Linked DNA regions of Mus musculus: all the other regions are linked to region 1. The links are chromatin loops, found by intact Hi-C in ENCODE. Cell type or tissue: gastrocnemius. All regions are shown on one strand. Links, peaks and the distances in the headings refer to the core of each region. The heading gives the core; the rest is flanking DNA.

Region 1 (5,794 bases), core at 425-5,424:
AGATGTGGCACCTGGGACAGGAACAGGAGGCAGGCAGAGTGTGGAGGGCTTGAGTACTAGGTTGGGCCAGCAAGCTATTCCTGAGGGCTATGGGATGCTAATGCTTGTCATTGAGCTGGGCCTCGGCAGGATGTGAAGAGCGTTTCAGTGAGCTTTTTGGCTGTTGGATGGAGGGCAGCAACCTACTGCAGCCACTTTGATCCATTTGAGCTTTGCTTTTCCTCTTTTTGGAAATGAATGATAGCTCCTTGGTAGTCCGGCCATGCTGTTTTCGTGCAGTAAAGACCCCAGGGAAACAGTGCATGTGTGCATGTGTGCATGTGTCCTTGAATAGAAGAGGTAGGAAGGAGGTAACCGACTTGTTAGGCACAAAACCAACTCCAGAACTTTGTTATCTGGGGAGGAAGCCTAACCCAGCCCAACATCTTAGCCAGGTCTAGTCGAAAAGAACCCCTGGGTGTCTAGAGCACAGAGATCTTTATCTAGGACACAGCATAGTAGATCTGCAGTTTAGGGCCTGGCCACTGACCTCTGTCTAGACTTGTCTGCCATCTACTTCTTAGTCCATCTGAGACACTTGCATTTGAGAAGACAGCTATGCCTCCATTCTACGCAGTTATTCCTTAGCACTGTATCCTGCATTAGAGTCCCAGGAATCTTTATAGTTGGGTGGCTAGAGAGCTTCAGAGCTGAAACTTGAAAGTCCAGTTTGGTGTTTCCTAAGGCTTGCTGTGAGACCCTACAAAGGACGTTACTGTAATGGTGCTATCAAAGTTACCTAAGGACCTTTAGGCAAAGATTCATGTAAAAATGTCTCGGGAAGGTTCAACTTGCACTGAGCCCTTGGGTTTGAGGATGTATACTTGTATACCTGCTTTATAGTTGGTATCAAAACAGCTCTCAATTTAGATACTATTGTTTCAAGGAGGCTTACATACACAAGCAAGTGAAGGAATAGAGATCAGCTGGACCCAAGGAAATGTAGCAAGTGAAGAACTCTGTGAGCTTAAGAGTATTGAACTGACTGAAAGCAACCTGAGTCCTCAGTGGAAAGAGAAGGTCCGTAGATTCCTATTTCACAGCTCGACAGTGGATACTAGCTTCCAGTGAAATCATTAACTTATTTATCCTGTATTTGACGGGCTGTTTTTTAGAGATGAAACCAAGGTTCACCAGGAAAAGCCTACCTAAACAGTGTCATTTAGGTCCTGGGGATTGTGAGTAAGGTGGTGACCGGGTACAAGGTACATTTTTAGCCTATGTTGCAGGTTCATCCTACTGATTACTGTATGACCTTGATGCCTGTGGCTGGTGTGTACTGAACCATTATGTGTAGGATTTAGGCTCTGAAGTGTCTCCTGGTTCCTTCATTCTGCTCTTGGAAATGTCAACACTGCTGCGGATTGACTGGTGACACTCAGTCATTCTATCTTGGAGTCTACATACAAGCTAAGAAATGACAGTTCCCACCCTTACACTGGTGAGGACCAAAGGGTGGAAAGACATTGAAGTGGGATGCGTCGAAGTTCCAGATGAAAGCTGTCATCCCTAAGTTCATGTTTAACCACATAATGATGTCTGGCCACACCCTTACTCCTCATCTTATGGCGTTCCAAAGGAAATTTTGGATTTCAATTCTAACAAGTTAGTCTCCAATGCAGAACATGAAATATGAATTGTATCTCATGGATTCTACAGTTCAGTTCTCTTAGACAAGGACAATGAGACTTTACAAAGCTTACCCACTGGACCTGACCAAAGAAACAGGCAGGAAATCTTAGAGTCAGGACCACATCCCAGATGCCCACTGGTCCTTGGTGTTCCTTTTGATTTGTAAGCTATGTGTTGGAGTTTGGTCTCTAGGTTCCAATGGATAACTTTTGCTAGGTTAAAGAGTATCAAGATTGTTCTTGGCCTCTGACAGTTTTATGGATCTGCACTATCTATTTCTGGTCCAGTGTTGATTCTGTGCTATTGTTTGAGCTCTGTCCATAATATCTGCCACTGCCTTTAAGAGAGAGAGAAAAAATGTTCTCTTGTGCCTCACAAGACAGGGAGAGATAGACAGGGTCAGCTTGAGCAGATTGGCTGTCTCTGACACACACACCTGCCTTGGCTGATATTTGCTTGATATTTGCCATCCTCAGCTGCTTTCCTGTGCAGTTAGCTACCTTGTACTTCTGAATCTATAGCTTAAAAACAAACAAACAATTAGTTCTTCCACCCCCTCCTACTGAATGTAGCACTAAAACATCTGCATAGATAGAATTTTGTGAAAATGAGCAGAAAATTTGAGGCAATTCAAGGAGGACCAATAAGCTCTCCTTTAAGTCACCATGAAACCCAGATAACACAGTCGCCCTCTTCTAAAGGAAACTGTCCTTGTCCTCCCAGAGTTTTCCATGGCCATGCCCAAATCTTCTCCAAGAGCGCCCTCTGCTGGATGACATCAGGACCCCGACAGCCTCAGCCATCTTGGAAGTAGAGCCAACTGGAGTTTTGAGAGAATAAAAAGGAAGGTTGGAGAGAAAGGGGGTTGGTGTTTTGGGTGGGGAAGGGAAGATATTTGAGGGGAGGGAGAGAGGGGGAGGGGAGATTACCACACTGGGAAGCTCCGAGGCACCTCTATTTGAACACCATCCTAAAATAAGATGTGTTCCATCCATGACGTCCTTATGCCGCTCTACTTCTATTTCAATGTATTAACTTAGTACTAAAAGATGATCACATGTTTTAAAAGAAAAGAAGCAGATGGGGAGACCCACAGGCAAACATCAGGCAGAGTTTGGGTGACTTGTGAAAGAATGGGGGATAGAACTGAACAAGCCGGAGAGATCAAGGACACCACAAGAAGACCTACAGAGTCAACTAACATGGGACCGTGGGGGCTCACAGAGCCTGGACCACCTACCAGGGAGCATGCAGGAGCTGGACCTAGACCTCCTACACTTTTGTAGCAAATGTGCAGCTTGGTCTTTATGTGTGTTCCCTAACCAATGGAGCTGGGTCTGTCTCTGTCTTTGTTCCCTGCCATTGCATCTCCTTCCCCCTACCTGGTCTCCCTGGTTGGGCCTCAGTGGGAAAGGATGTATTTAGTTCTGCTAGGACCAGAGGTTTCAGGATGTAGCAGTTACTAAGTGGGGGACTCCCTTTCAGGGACAATGGGGGATTTGTAAGGGTGGGGCTAGGAAGAGAGCAGGAAGGGAGGGCTGTAATTGAGATGTAAAATGGAAAAAAAAAAAAAGAAGAAGAAGGATCAAAGGAGAGGAAGAACCAAGAATCTCCCTTGATATTGATGATTCCTTGATGGATTACAAAAGATAATTTCATAAAATAGCTCAAGTTCTATTTGAGATTTTATTATTCTTTCAGGTAAGTTCTCCGTCAGCTAGTCATTCCTACCCAGGGATTGAACAGTTTTGGAATTCAAGGCATATTTGTAAGTTCAGTGACTCATTACTGTGCTTGCACTTCATTTAGTATATTTAATTAGCATATTTATTCCAAAGAAGACCATAACTTCAAAACACTTTTTTAGAAGAAGAAAATGCATTAGCAAACTTTAAAAGTATATTTGAATATCTAAGTCATATTTTAAATTAAGCATGTTTGGGTAAATAATCTCTCTCTCTCTCTCTCTCTCTCTCTCTCTCTTCCCCCCTCCCCACTTCTGTCTGTGTGTGTTTGTGTGTGATTTTAAACAAGAAGAAGGCCTCCTATAAATAGCCTTTTTAAGGCAAGCTCTTGTTGATAGATTGAATTTTGTCTTTAAGACCGATGTTAGTGTGAACTTATTCATTGGTAGGAGTTTGCTACGAAAATATAGAATTGGAGGGTTGATAATCTTTAAAGTGTCATGTTCAGTAGACCAAAAGAAGCAGTAGCTAGGAATGTCCTTGTGGGATGAGCATAGGGCTGAGCTAACTGTTAGAACTCTGACTTAAAAATGGAATAGTAACGTTCTATGAAACATTAGGGAAGACTCCCCCATCTCATTACTCAAGTGGTTAAAAATGAAACCTGAAACGAATAATGTCCCAAAGGCTCATGGTCAGTCCTAGGTGGAGCCCAGACTGGACCTTGGATCATCCAGAGTGCTTAGCAACATCCAAGCAGACCTTTGATGAACTGTTTTTCTTATCATGCCATGAAAGGGAATTACAGGCAAATGCTAAGATGTCCATGTCTGATTCCTACAAACTCCATATTGAAATAATCTTCTTCATTGCATTTGCAGGTGGTGCTGATGTGACTTAACGGAGTCCTCAGGGTGGAGACTATAGTTGCAGTGGTAGCTTCATGAGTAGAGGAAGAGAGATTTTAGCCTGGCAGTCTTTCTGTCACATCATGTGATGTGAAGTGCCATCGTGGGAACTCCATCAGTAAGAGGGTCCTCAGCACACAGGACCCTTTGACCTTTTGCACTTCTCTGCCTCCAGACAGTGAGAAATACACTAACTTCCTTTGCAAGTAACCTAGTTTGTGGAGATCAGTTAAAGGGATGAGAAACAGACTGGTAGCAAGAGACTGAAGAACGCCGCTGGAAACTGCTGCTGACATTGTCATAAAACATGGAAGAAATTCCTATTTGAGACTCTGTCCCAGCTCATTGTATCCTTAAGAGACCTAGAAATAAACCACTCAGCTCCTCCCCACGATGACCTCCACTCTGTTTACACAGGGGCTGGCCAGATGTTAGAAAAAGCAAGCAAACACTTGCAGCTGTTATCAGGGCGAGGGTGGAGCACACGAGGTTCCCAAGTTTTCATCCAACACATCAGAACATAGTTAATTTTTACTGCTTTTGGGTTAACTGTCTTCCTCGTCCTTAACTTTTAACACTTAGTATTGAAGCTTGTGTCGAGAGATGCAAAGGGATCCCTGAGCTAACTTTAGCCCATGGCCAAGGCAAGTTGTCCTCTATAACCTTGGGAGAAATCTCTCTTCATCTTTAGTTCCCCTTTGTTCGAGAAGGATGGCTCTTTGTAGCAAGTAGAGTTTAGAAGTATGCAGGAGTCAGTGTTTTGTGGTGAGTCCATGGGCTTTGGAATTATGTAATGTCTAGTTTTGAATCCCATCCTAGCCATTCACTGATCATGTGATTTTGGGTTACACAGGCTGGAGTCTTATTACATTGCTTATTTATTGAATTAAATTCCTATCTTGTAGCTGTATAGAGTATCACTTCCATTCCTGTGCAGAGGGCACGGTTAATGATTAACTGTTTCCACTGGGACACTACAATAAGAGGTAGATTGAAATGACATTCAAGGGAACAGACACAGAAAATTAGGAAACCTTTGTTTCTTAGAAATCTATGGAAACAGACCAGTTTCTAGCAGACATTAAGGGTGGCGCTGCTTGCCAGTATAGAACCCCCTTGTTTGTTTTCTCACAGCTAACACAAGCCTTGATTGCTTTTCTTCAAGGAGAGGGATGCAAAAAGCCTGACCTCTAGTGGTCCCTGCCTTTGTGTTGGACTGAAGGGGAAGGGCTAAGACTATAAGAACAATCAAGACTTCACTAGCACACTGGAAACCAACGTCACACATTTCCTAGTTAAATTAACTTGTAGTTGTGTTTCCATTGTTTTTTAACCTAAGCTGGCTTGGAGCTTACTCTCTAGCTGAGGATGGACTTGGATTCCTGACGCTCCTCCTTCAGCCACCCAGGTACTGAGGTTACAGGCGTGGGCCACTATGTGTGCCTGACAAGCTGTCTCATTTGGTAAGAACTTAGGACAAATTGTTAGATGTCTCGCTACACTTGTGAGTTTGCAGTCCAGTTTAAGATG
Region 2 (5,396 bases), core at 397-5,396, 500 kb before region 1:
TAGTAACTATCCATCAGGTAGAAGAAAATGTAGAGACCCCTGGACCTAGGCACTTCCTAAGTCCTGAGCCAGTCTAGCCAATCACTGAGCACCAGCTTCAGTGAGAGACACGGTCCCAAACATAAGGTGGAGAGTGACAGGGGGCAAGATACTCAACACTGACCTCTTAGCCACACAGCCCTTAGAGTTAGAGATTGGAAGTTATCTGTGGGTCAGATGCTCGCTCGAGTCATTTTGTTGTAGGACCAGCAAGATTTTTTTCCCTGAGCCTCCGATTCTCCTTCAGTGAGATGAGAGTTGGTAGAGATTCTGTAAAAGGGTCCTCAACTCTGATTTTCTTGAGTTTCCAGTTTGCCTCAGCTCTCTTAGCAAGTTTGCAGCTATGCTAATGTGCAAGATACGGAACAGAGATGTTGTTTAATGTGAGCACCATTAGAGCTTGAGTAGGGGGAGAGGGAAGTGGAGAGAAACACAAACATCTGTGAACTACCTGAAAAACACACATTCTCCAAGAATCCCAGCTACAACTTCAGGTTTTTACAGATACTCTGAAGGCTGTGCAGACATGAGTTCTAAGGCAGACAGAAGATATTTCTCTGTGTGAGAAGCCAGCTCTTCCCTTTGGTTGTTTCATGATTCCTGTCCCTCTTGGATTTTCCTCTCAGTTCTTCTGAAAGGGAGCTCTTCAGCTTCCCTTAGCATGACTCTGGGAATTGACATATACTACTATACCTGGGAAGTGATTTCTTAACATTGAAACTCTTACTCTGCTTCCTTCATTTACTAGGTGTTCTTTCAGTAAATGTACTTTTAATTCAGTATTGTTGTGTGCTTATAATTTTAATACAGTAGATTGTTTACTTTCAAAAAGCATTACACACACATACACACACTCAAGTTTACCTCCCCGCAGTAAAGAACACAAGCTTAGAAAGGTGGAAAAATCTGTTGAAAGCAGTGTACCCAGCCAAATCTGGATTTAAATTCAGATCAACTCCAAAATATAAGTAATTCCAGAGATAGGATTGGTTATAAGTGGGAATCCTGGTAGAAAATGGTGAATGGGCGTCTTAGGAACACAGTGGTTGCAGTCTGTATTTTCTCTTTTTGGGGGTGGGGAGTAAGGAACAGGATCACACCTTGTAACTAATGTAATGTGATAACCCATTAATTAAATACTTACCTCTACCTCTGGGCAGAATAAGGAATATCAAAGAGTTAAACCTAACTCATAACCCTTTTCTTAGTTTTTCTTGGTAGTTGTCTTTTTGAGCTGAGGGAAAGCAGAAAGCAGTTAGGGCCACAAAAAGTGAGCGAGTTGTTGGCTGACATGGGACTCAGGCGCTCTGGGTAACGTTTGTTGTTTCTTCTCCATACGTAGTTCTACATTCCAGATGTGGACAGCTAGAATTCGGTTTCTGCCAGATTGTAATGACTGCCACATGTGTGAACTTTACACTTGGTGCTGGTGACCCACTCTGAGCTTATGTGGGAACTAGAAGAGGCGGGCATCAGAGGTCGCCAGGGGCAATACCCTCACCTCACAGGTAGGGCTGATAGCATGGATGCAACTTTAGCCAAGTTCAGGCAGGAGGTGAACAGCCCCTGGGGAAGCATGGAGAGGAAACAGACCCAAGGCGCCATCTGAGGATGCATCTCCTGCATCTCCTGCATCTCCTGCCTTCTGCCGGCACAGCTGCACTCTGAGAGGCCCATGGATCCGCTCTGGTAGCTCCATGGCCCTCTCAAGGGTACTTGATTTCTTTGGGTCTCAGTTTTGTTGTCTCTAAAACGGAATGAATACCTTAATTACTAAGCAGTTGAATACATCCTAGCTTCTAAATCAATGGTTCTCAACCTTCCTCACGCTGTGACTCTTTAATATAGGCTCTCACGTTGTGGTGACCCCAGCCATAGAATTATTTTCATTGTTACTTCATAACAGTAATTTTGTTATGAACCATAATGTAAATGCCTGGTATGCTGGATATCTGATCTGTGACCCCTGTTAAAGGGTAGGCTGAGGGGGCACAGGTTGAGAACCACTGATCTAAATCATTAGTAAACCTTCTCCTGGCATGATGAGACAGACAAAATTACCTTGTTGTTACTTGTTCTGTTTCCTCACTTGATCTGTTTTAGGTCCTTACTCATCAGAGCCTCCTCTGAAGACCAGCAGTCTCTATGCTACCTGAGAGACTCCTACTAATGCAGATCCCAGATCTACCGCAAACATCTTGAATCAGTCTGCAGTGTTACAAGGTCCCTTGGTAGTTCCCATGGTCATCAGCATTTGAGAAACATTCCTATAGGCCACACCCTGCTTACTACCCCTGGCTCTCTGCCAGCATTCCTGGGGCCTGTGTGCTACCCAGGCCCACAGCCTGAGTGAGGGCGGGCCTTCAACAGGGAACAGGGGAGGACCAGGGTGAAGGGATCCAGCAGGCGTTATCTTTTTAACACCCTTCATTTCCTCACAAGTGCTGCTCACAGAAGCCAAACTGGAATGGATTCCAAAGTCTTTCTGATCCCCCAAATCCATGTTCTTTTTATTAAATCATAATGTTTCAGTCAAGAGGAATGCAGGGCTATGTGTATGATAATGTTTCTTTCCCTGTAATGTGACTGTTTCTACACTGGCTTTTCTACTCTCTTACTCAATTCCTACAGGAAGAATTAAAAAAAAAAAAAAAAGCTTGCACTGAAAGCCAGGATCCTGCAGTTTAATCAGCTATTTTCGCTCTTTAATGAGGGTGACTATTGTGAAATAAGTAATTATTAATTATTCAAAACTAATGAAATATTTTAGTTTCCTTACTAAAAAAGCATATGGAAGCTAAAAGAAAGCATATGGGTGTTTTTTGTGGAGCATATTGGTGGATGGACAAATTAAGGCGGTGCCAATATGCCTTAGCTGTCTGGCTGGGGCCATGACTACACTACGTGTGCTGGCATCTGAGTCCTTGTCTGTGGAAGGGATTCTAAAACCTCCATCTGATTTGTGCCTTGGGTTGCTTTGGGAGGTAGCATTCTATGTCCTAAGCCTCCCCTTGCTTGCGTTCAGATATTCTTACTTGAGTGTGGATGCCATGTAAAACCTCCAGGGCTGCTGTAGGGCTCCCTTGCTGAGGAATCCAGTCCTGCGATGTACATGGAGTGAGCCCGCCCAGCTCAGGACTAGACTGAGAGTTTCTCTGCGCAGAACTATACTATACGCTATAAACAGTACCTTTGAGATAGTTGAGCTGGGACCTCCTTGCTCCTCAAGGCACCCCATGTGAGTCCTATGGGCAGAGTCTCATCTCTGCATTGTGACTTACTTGCTTCTAAAGAGGCACAGTAGCAATGGACATGGTTACATAGCCAAGTTGTAGTCTGTACCAGCAATTCTTTTCTTTTGCTGCAAACTTAGCCTGTTAAAATGCTTGGTAGGTTGTTAGTAGTTTGATTGTGTAATGCAGATTTGAAGGCAACATTGTATCTTTGGGACTGTACCTGCCTGAGTGTCAGAAAAACACAATTTCATAGCAAGCTAATTTTCTGAGCATTTGTTTATCACATGTATAATACAGCATGAATTGGCATCTAGGGATGGAGACAACAGGAGTGTGGAGCTGAGTCTGACCTAGGGCCAGTCTTGACTCAGGGCAGTGTGTGAGCCCATTGATGCCGTCCGGAGTGATGTGTGAGCCAGTGATACCTTGTGGGCTTAGGGAATTTGGAGAATGCTCTTTTTTTTTTTTTTTTTTTTTTTTTTTTTTAGGGGTTTCTTATATGCGCAGGGACTGGAGTTGGCTTTGAAGATAATTAATTGAATTTTGATATAGCAATAAAAGGAGCTGAAGCGTTAGTCTCCGCCATGCAAGGAAAAGTTTGCTTGAGGCAGATAAATATCAAGAATGCCAAAGATCTGGACAGAGATCACAGAAATATATTCTTGAGAAAAATGCTTCTCTCTCTCCTGTGTGTGTGTGAGAGAGAGAGAGAGAGAGAGAGAGAGAGAGAGAGTTCTAAGTCTCTTCATCTGTATCACTTTATCCTCAGACAAGATAATTTTCCAGAAGCTTTGAACTCCAGCTGGAATTTTACCAGATTTGCCCTTTGTCCAGCTAGCTAAGCCACCTAGTTAGCCCTGCAATGTGACCTGGCAGTGGGGCGTGCCCCCGTCTACAGGGATTGCTCATCACTATTTCTCTTTCTGCAAAACTTCTCAGTGACTGGTGGGTGCACGGTTACTTGCCTGGCCTTCACTGCAGGAAACATGGAATGGTAAAGTAACCTATGACATGAAGCCACTATATTCAACAGACTCTGAGACTGATAGCCTTTCTGCTGCAGGGGTCTAGCTTTTACAAACATCCCCTCACCAACCTCCAAGCCCTGCTTCATTTTTCTGCCTGTCTTTATTTCCTTCCTGTCCAAAGGACCAGAACCTATTTTTCTGTCCAGGGAAGCCCTGTATGCCACTTACTTTTAGAATCAGTCTTAGAATTTAATGTTCTTATTTTGTTTAACTTTGTAGAGATTTCTTGAAGTTCTAGACTCAAGTAACCTTCCTGTCCTAGGCACCTGAGTAGCTGAGATTAAAAACACATATCATTACACCTGGTGCAACTTTGTTTTATAAGTACACTTTATTTTGTGTTGTTATGCCTTTGTTGTTTCTTCTCCCTGAATTTCCTGGCACAGTTCACTAGACAGAGTTTCAACAAAACAGCACATAGAATTGTATTCTTCAATAGTGAATAATAGTGAATATAAAACTGCTGTTGCTTGTATCTGAGCTCGGTATGATGCTTCCATGCTTATTGGGTTTCAGAACCCCCAAAGGGCTTCAAATATTCTGTGTAGTGTAGAAACCTCCTGCTTTACCTGTCTAGTTATTTACAGGCCTGATGTCCTTGCCCCCATCTGACCAAGCCTTAGAGAGAGAGAGAGAGAGAGTTTTGGAGTCACAGTATAGCACTCAGCAGGCCTCCTTTGTTTCTTTGAGAGGCCATTAGGAATAAGGTGGCTTCTATGCTGGCTCTTATAGATGGACACAAGACAGCAGTCATGGGGATCTGATGTGTGTGCCAGGTTCTGTGCAGGCTGCTCTTACCAAAAAGCTCGAGTTCCTATTCCCGTACAAGTGAGGGAGTCCGTTGCTTAGCAATAGGACATTTCACAAAAGCTCTCACTTGTGGATATTAAGCAGTAATATATGGTGTCTAGGTGTTTCCCTTTTACAAAGCAGGTGCAAGGCTTGCTGGGCTATGCATGCCTGTTATAAGAGGTGAGGATAATGGAGATGCGTCAACTGGAAGAGCTTGTGATCAGAACTGAGACAGGAGGGCCCACGGTGAGCAGGCAGAGGACCGAGCTCTCCCAGCTTATTGCCCATGTGTATCGTTGAG
Region 3 (5,396 bases), core at 397-5,396, 710 kb before region 1:
TACCATTTGGGTTTCTCTACCTAGAAACCTAGCACCAGAGTGACAGCATGCCAGAATGATTTTCCCTAATGTCAATTGAAGAATATCAGATATATTCTGTTTAACCTAAAATATCACAAGTTAATTCTTAGTGGGTTAAATCTGTTACTTATTTTAAAGCCTTTGATCTCAAGAAAGAAGAATAGACCGTCCAGAACACCAAGTTGTAATAATGACAGTATGAGGACCTCTCTGGGCTGGATGTTGTAAAGTAGGGTCCTCAGTGACAGAGAAATGGCACCCAACCATGGTTTCTGAGAAGCCCTTATTAACCTTGTGGTACCCTGGGGCCCTCCCTTGGAGTCTCCCCTTCCCTGCTTTGTCCTATGTCTTATGCGAGGCCACAGAAGTTAAACCAGGTTCGTATGTGCATACCTGTGCCAGGAATGTTAAAGAGTCGTGACAACAGTCATGCCTGCATCCAGAGGAGCCATTGGGGCCAGAGTACACCAGGTTAAAGACCCTCTGGGAGCAGAGAATGCTGGGAATCCAGTAGGGTCAGATCACAGATAACAAGGGCCTGACATTTGAGGCTAAAGAGAGTAGACATCACTGCTTGAACGAGGGAAGATCGTTTTTGTGTGGAGATCATAGGCACCAAGTTGCCTGTTTAAAAATTCCCTGTGTAACATCCATGATGATAGAATCTATTCCCACCTGACTGCAACAGTCTAAGTCTGACGTGTAGTTCTCACTACCAAGGCAGGGCTAGCAGGAATGTGGCTCATGAAGGACACGTGGCGATGTTGAAATCCACACGATCCAACTGATGACTAGTGTCAGTTAACAAGAACACATCAATCACTATTTTTATGGTGACTCTCCTCCTATCCCTGCCTCTTACTCTTTTGCCTGTGGAAGATTTTTCTAATCAGAGTATTCCATTGATCTCAGCTCTGGCCCCTGGGGACCCATGCTAATAAGTGAAGGGCAATAAGAAAAGTCCCTGTTACAAGTACACTGGAGGGCAGACAGGGCTATTCACTGCAGAGGATGGAGAAGAGAGGGTCTAAATGTCAAATACTCGTTCAAGAACTGTACAAACCTCCAGGGAAATGCCCATCACTGCTCTAAACAACTGCATGGCTCTACATGCCAGACGGTGGGGCAGGGTGCTCCTGTTGGTTTAAGTAAAATAAAGATGTGTACTTTAGGAACTGACTGCTCTCCCGGAGGGTCGGGTTTCAGCTCCCAGCACCCATGTGAAGCATGACCACGCTCTGTAACTCAAGCTCCAGTGAATGCAACACCTCTTCTGGCCTCCATGGGCACTCAGCATGTGTGGTGTACATTCACACATGGAGGCAAAGCATCATACGCAAAAAACTTTTAAAAAATGATGTGTATTGTAAATGATGTATGTATAGTAGTGTGTGGGTTGGGTTTTTTGTTTGGTTGGATGGTTGTTTTTTTTTTTTTTTTTTTTTTGTTCTGTTTAAGGTTGAGTGGCCACATAAATTAGGTTTCTTACTTATGAATTCATTTATTGTGTTAGGGATCAAACCTCGGACCCTCCACGCAGGAGGAAATGGTCTGCCTCTGACCCCACCATATGAAAGATTTGACCAGTAGTGAGTGAGCAGAGAAGTGTGTGTGTCATGGCTTCTGATGACCTTGGTGAAAAGACAATGTGTGTTCCTCTTCCTGTTAGTTTCCTCTCCAGAAGACTAAAGTACTGCCTGGAATGCTAGTCTCCATCTTAGACCCATTGCTAAAAACAAGTAAGTCAATCGTGTTTGTTTAAAGTATCTCTCTCTCTGTCTCTGTCTCCCTCTCTCCATCTCTCTGTCTCTGTCTGTCTCTCTGTCTGTCTGTCTGTCTCTCTCTCTGTCTCTGTCTCTCTCTCTCTGTCTCTGTCTCCCTCTCTCCGTCTCTCTGTCTCTCTCTGTCTGTCTGTCTGTCTATCTCTCTGTCTCTCTCTGTCTCCCTCTCTCCCTCTCTCTATCTCTGTCTGTCTCTCTGTCTGTCTGTCTCTCTCTGTCTCTGTCTCTCGCTCTCTGCCTCTGCCTCCCCCTCTCCCTCTCTCTGTCTCTGTCTGTCTCTCTGTCTGTCTCTGTCTGTCTCTGTCTCTCTCTGTCTCTCTCTGTCTCCGTCTCTCTGTCTCTCTGTCTCTGTCTGTCTGTCTGTCTCTGTCTCTCTCTGTCTCTGTCTGTCTGTCTGTCTCTCTCTCTCTTTTGCAGTGGTGGTGGTGGCATTAGGAGTATGTGCCCCACATGGTTGCAATACCCATGGAGGCCAGAAGAGGGTGTCATATTCACTGGAGTTTGAGTTATAGGCAGTTGTGTGGTTCCCTGTGGATACCAGGAGCTGAATCTTGGTCCTCTGGAAGAGCAGCAAGTGCTTAAAGTATACATCTTTATTTTATTTAAACAGGTGGGACAGTGTGGTCTCAAGGTGTAATAGGAAAAAAAAAAAAAAAGAGTGTCAATACCTTGATTAGACTAATGATCAGAAATACCTGTAGTGCATTACAAGCATATAGTTACCAGAATTGTACCTCAGACACCTTGACTCAAATGCAAAGACTCAGTTTGCTATCAGGGCCTCTAGACAGGGGTCTTCACACCAGGACATCGCCAAAAAATCAAATCCACAAAAGACTCCACGTTTATACACGATGCTGTCTGAGTAGGGAGCTTCGTCCTACAGCGCACTGTCTAGGTAGCAGGAGGAGTCCTTAGTGATGATGCCAAGAACCCTTTCAGCTGCAGACTTATGCTCCCCAACAGTGATGGTTCCTAGGGGTAATCTACAGTGGAAATTAAAACTAGGGTTTCAATAACCACCATCTAATGGAAACAGGCTTGAAAAGGAGTCTAAGGCCAGAATCAAGGTAAGGTGGGCGCTTGCTCCTGCTTAACATCTGAGCAGGAAGGTTGGTGAGTTCCCAGCATCCCCTCACCTAGGGCTTGCATCACCAGTGTATGTGTGTGTGTGTGTATGTGTGTGTGTGTGTGTGTGTGTATGATGTTTGTGTGAACATGCAGTAGGTATGTATGTCTGTGTAAGTATTATGATATGTGTGTGTATGATGTTTGTGTGAGTATGCATTAGGTGTGTATATCTGTGTAAGTATGTATGATAGGTGTGTATGATGTTTGTGTGAGTATGCATTAGGTATGTGTGTCTGTGTATGTATGCACGATATATGTGTGTGTTCCCAAATGGAGGGCCTAGTGCTTGAGAGCAGGATGCTCACTTGGGGAAAGTAGCCTGAATGCCAACCCATCTGAATGCACCTGCCCTTGCAAAGGAGATGGCCCTGTGAGTTCCAACTACATAGACAAAGACTGAATATCAATGATGATGTCAGACCAGGCTCATGACAAGCAAGGGTCCAAATGAGTCTCTCGTATGCCCTGGAAGTGGAACTTTACGCTACATGATGAGATTTCTAAAGGGGTCATGTTAGGCTCGTTTCTCTTCCCTCATCTATACACTTTTTATTCTCTGCAGAGCGGGTGAAAAGTTCTCTCAAGCCCCTCTTTTTCATAGTGCCTTTATGACTACCCCTACTGGGTTGAAGGTGTGGTGTTCACTCCTCTCTCTGGCCAGATCTGCTGTCAAGATCATTTCTCAACCGATCATGGTGTGTTTAGGAGGGCCCCACACTCCTGCCCCCAGACATCGGTCCCTCTGTGTTCTTCACTTCTTCTCAGGTTACAGTTTAAGTCACAGTTTCAAATCAGATTTCTTTTTTGCTTCTCAACATCTTGAAAGAGAAAGGGGCAGGAGGCCTGCCTCCAGAGCAGATAAACTCAATTCCCCTTTCATGCTAAGAGTCCTTTTCTAACTCACTGCCATTCCGGAAAGAAAAGAATTGATTTGTCCCACAGTCAATCAACTCTGGACTGTGTTCTTTCCACAGGAAGAGAAGCCCAAAGGGCATCCCAATCATTCTGTATCCACGGGAGTGGGAGAGCTGTAGCTCGGCCACTTGGGAAAAATCAGTAACAAAGTGCCTTCTCCATACACTTGCCTTTCAGACCCCAAGCTAGCACAGCACTAAGATTGGGGGGCTGGGGGGAGTACTCTGCTATGGGTGTGGGTTGTCTCATGCACTTGTTTGCTCTCCCCATCTCTGTCTATAGAGTGTGACAGTTTAACTTCCACACTGCACTGCTTCCACACCCCTCTGTAGAGCCAGACCCTGAGACAAGAAGGAAGGGCTCAGAACTCTGCCAGTGAAGCTAATTTGGGCAAAACCACTCCCACTGACACTGGGAGCAGGTCATCTATCCATGCCTCCTCGGAACAGCGGGAGGGTGCCTAGTTGCACCCTGCTCAGTAAGCTGCCGCTGAGCAGATCAGAGAGGCCTTTGGAAGCTTAGAAGAGGCAAAAGAAAGGTCACACTCCTTCCTTTGAAAGGCTCCTAATGGGACAGGAAGTTTGATGTGCCAGTTAATAAAGAGATGAGAGGTGGGGCTGCAAGTCTCTCTCCAGCTATACCTCATCTTTGGACAGTTTCCCCACAGTGCTTACCTGCAGCTGTCTTTTCTTCTCTTATTACTACCCTCTTGCCTTTCTCTGAAATACATCTTAGAAAGAGAACAGCTTTCTAATGAGACAGGACAAGCAAGACATCTAGCACCAATTTTTAGTCCAGGATGTTGAAATCCTGTGGGTTAGTCAGTTATCGCTACCTACAGGGCTGTCTGCTTGCTTTTTGAAATGTTGGGTCCTGGATTTGAAATGCCGCCCCTCTCACTTCTTTATAACTAAGCATTCTTTTATCAAAAAGTTCTCTGTAACAAAGGCCAAGGGTGGCACTACCTTAATATTTCAAAACCAAATATGCTCCAGGCAAAGGAAGACAAAGACATTTGCCAAATTCATTGTGTGCATAATTCCCTGTTCATTTATTGTTTGCTTCCTGGATGAATAATATGCACAAGGTATGGATGGGAGGAGAGGGTCCAGAGAGAGACACAAATGAATTCAAGATAGCCTAGTCCTTGAAGAACTTGGTCTATCTTAGCATTCAGGAAGCAGAGGCAGGAGGATTATAAGTTCAAACCACATAGTGCTTGATAATGAAACCCTATCTCAACTCAACTTTCTCTCTCTCTCTCTCTCTCTCTCTCTCTCTCTCTGTGTGTGTGTTTGTGTGTATATACATACACATACACATACACATACACATACACATACACATACACATACACATACACATACACATACACATATACATATACATATATACATATACATATACAAACATCTTTATCCACAAGAGTAGTTCATTCATTTTTCAATGAACCCAACAACCAATAATGAGACAAACAGAATGATACTACAGCCACTCTGTTCACTTCGAAGCCTGAAGAGCATCTACACTAATCTCCATCTCCCTCAT

What was found. Peaks named below come from ENCODE experiments on the same cell type or tissue, not always from the same donor. Only the 100,000 strongest peaks of a DNase experiment are listed, where the experiment ranks them.
Region 2: a loop joins it to region 1, with 4 times the contacts of the local background. A loop is called at or near these places in 5 of 42 quality-filtered maps.
Region 3: a loop joins it to region 1, with 4 times the contacts of the local background. A loop is called at or near these places in 9 of 42 quality-filtered maps.

What each region holds. Positions count from the first base shown.
Region 1 is chr16:25,062,319-25,068,112 of GRCm38, forward strand. It overlaps A230028O05Rik (RIKEN cDNA A230028O05 gene), which reads left to right. Exons shown (of 3, transcript NR_040374.1): 2 at 2,395-2,519; 3 at 4,238-5,794. Among named protein-coding and RNA genes, the nearest start is that of A230028O05Rik, 5.6 kb to the left of the region's middle. In gastrocnemius, for the core only: a CTCF peak has its summit at 2,448 (motif pointing left); DNase peaks (open chromatin) are centred at 2,140, 2,433 and 2,867; H3K27ac peaks cover 5,000 bases.
Region 2 is chr16:24,564,118-24,569,513 of GRCm38, forward strand. All of the region lies in intron 4 of Lpp (LIM domain containing preferred translocation partner in lipoma), which reads left to right. Among named protein-coding and RNA genes, the nearest start is that of Gm24440, 160 kb to the left of the region's middle. In gastrocnemius, for the core only: no CTCF peak of the experiment used is centred there; DNase peaks (open chromatin) are centred at 2,349 and 3,654; H3K4me3 peaks cover 244 bases; H3K27ac peaks cover 3,197 bases.
Region 3 is chr16:24,349,726-24,355,121 of GRCm38, forward strand. No RefSeq gene overlaps it. Among named protein-coding and RNA genes, the nearest start is that of Lpp, 41 kb to the right of the region's middle. In gastrocnemius, for the core only: a CTCF peak has its summit at 2,282 (motif pointing right); a DNase peak (open chromatin) is centred at 2,258; H3K27ac peaks cover 2,622 bases.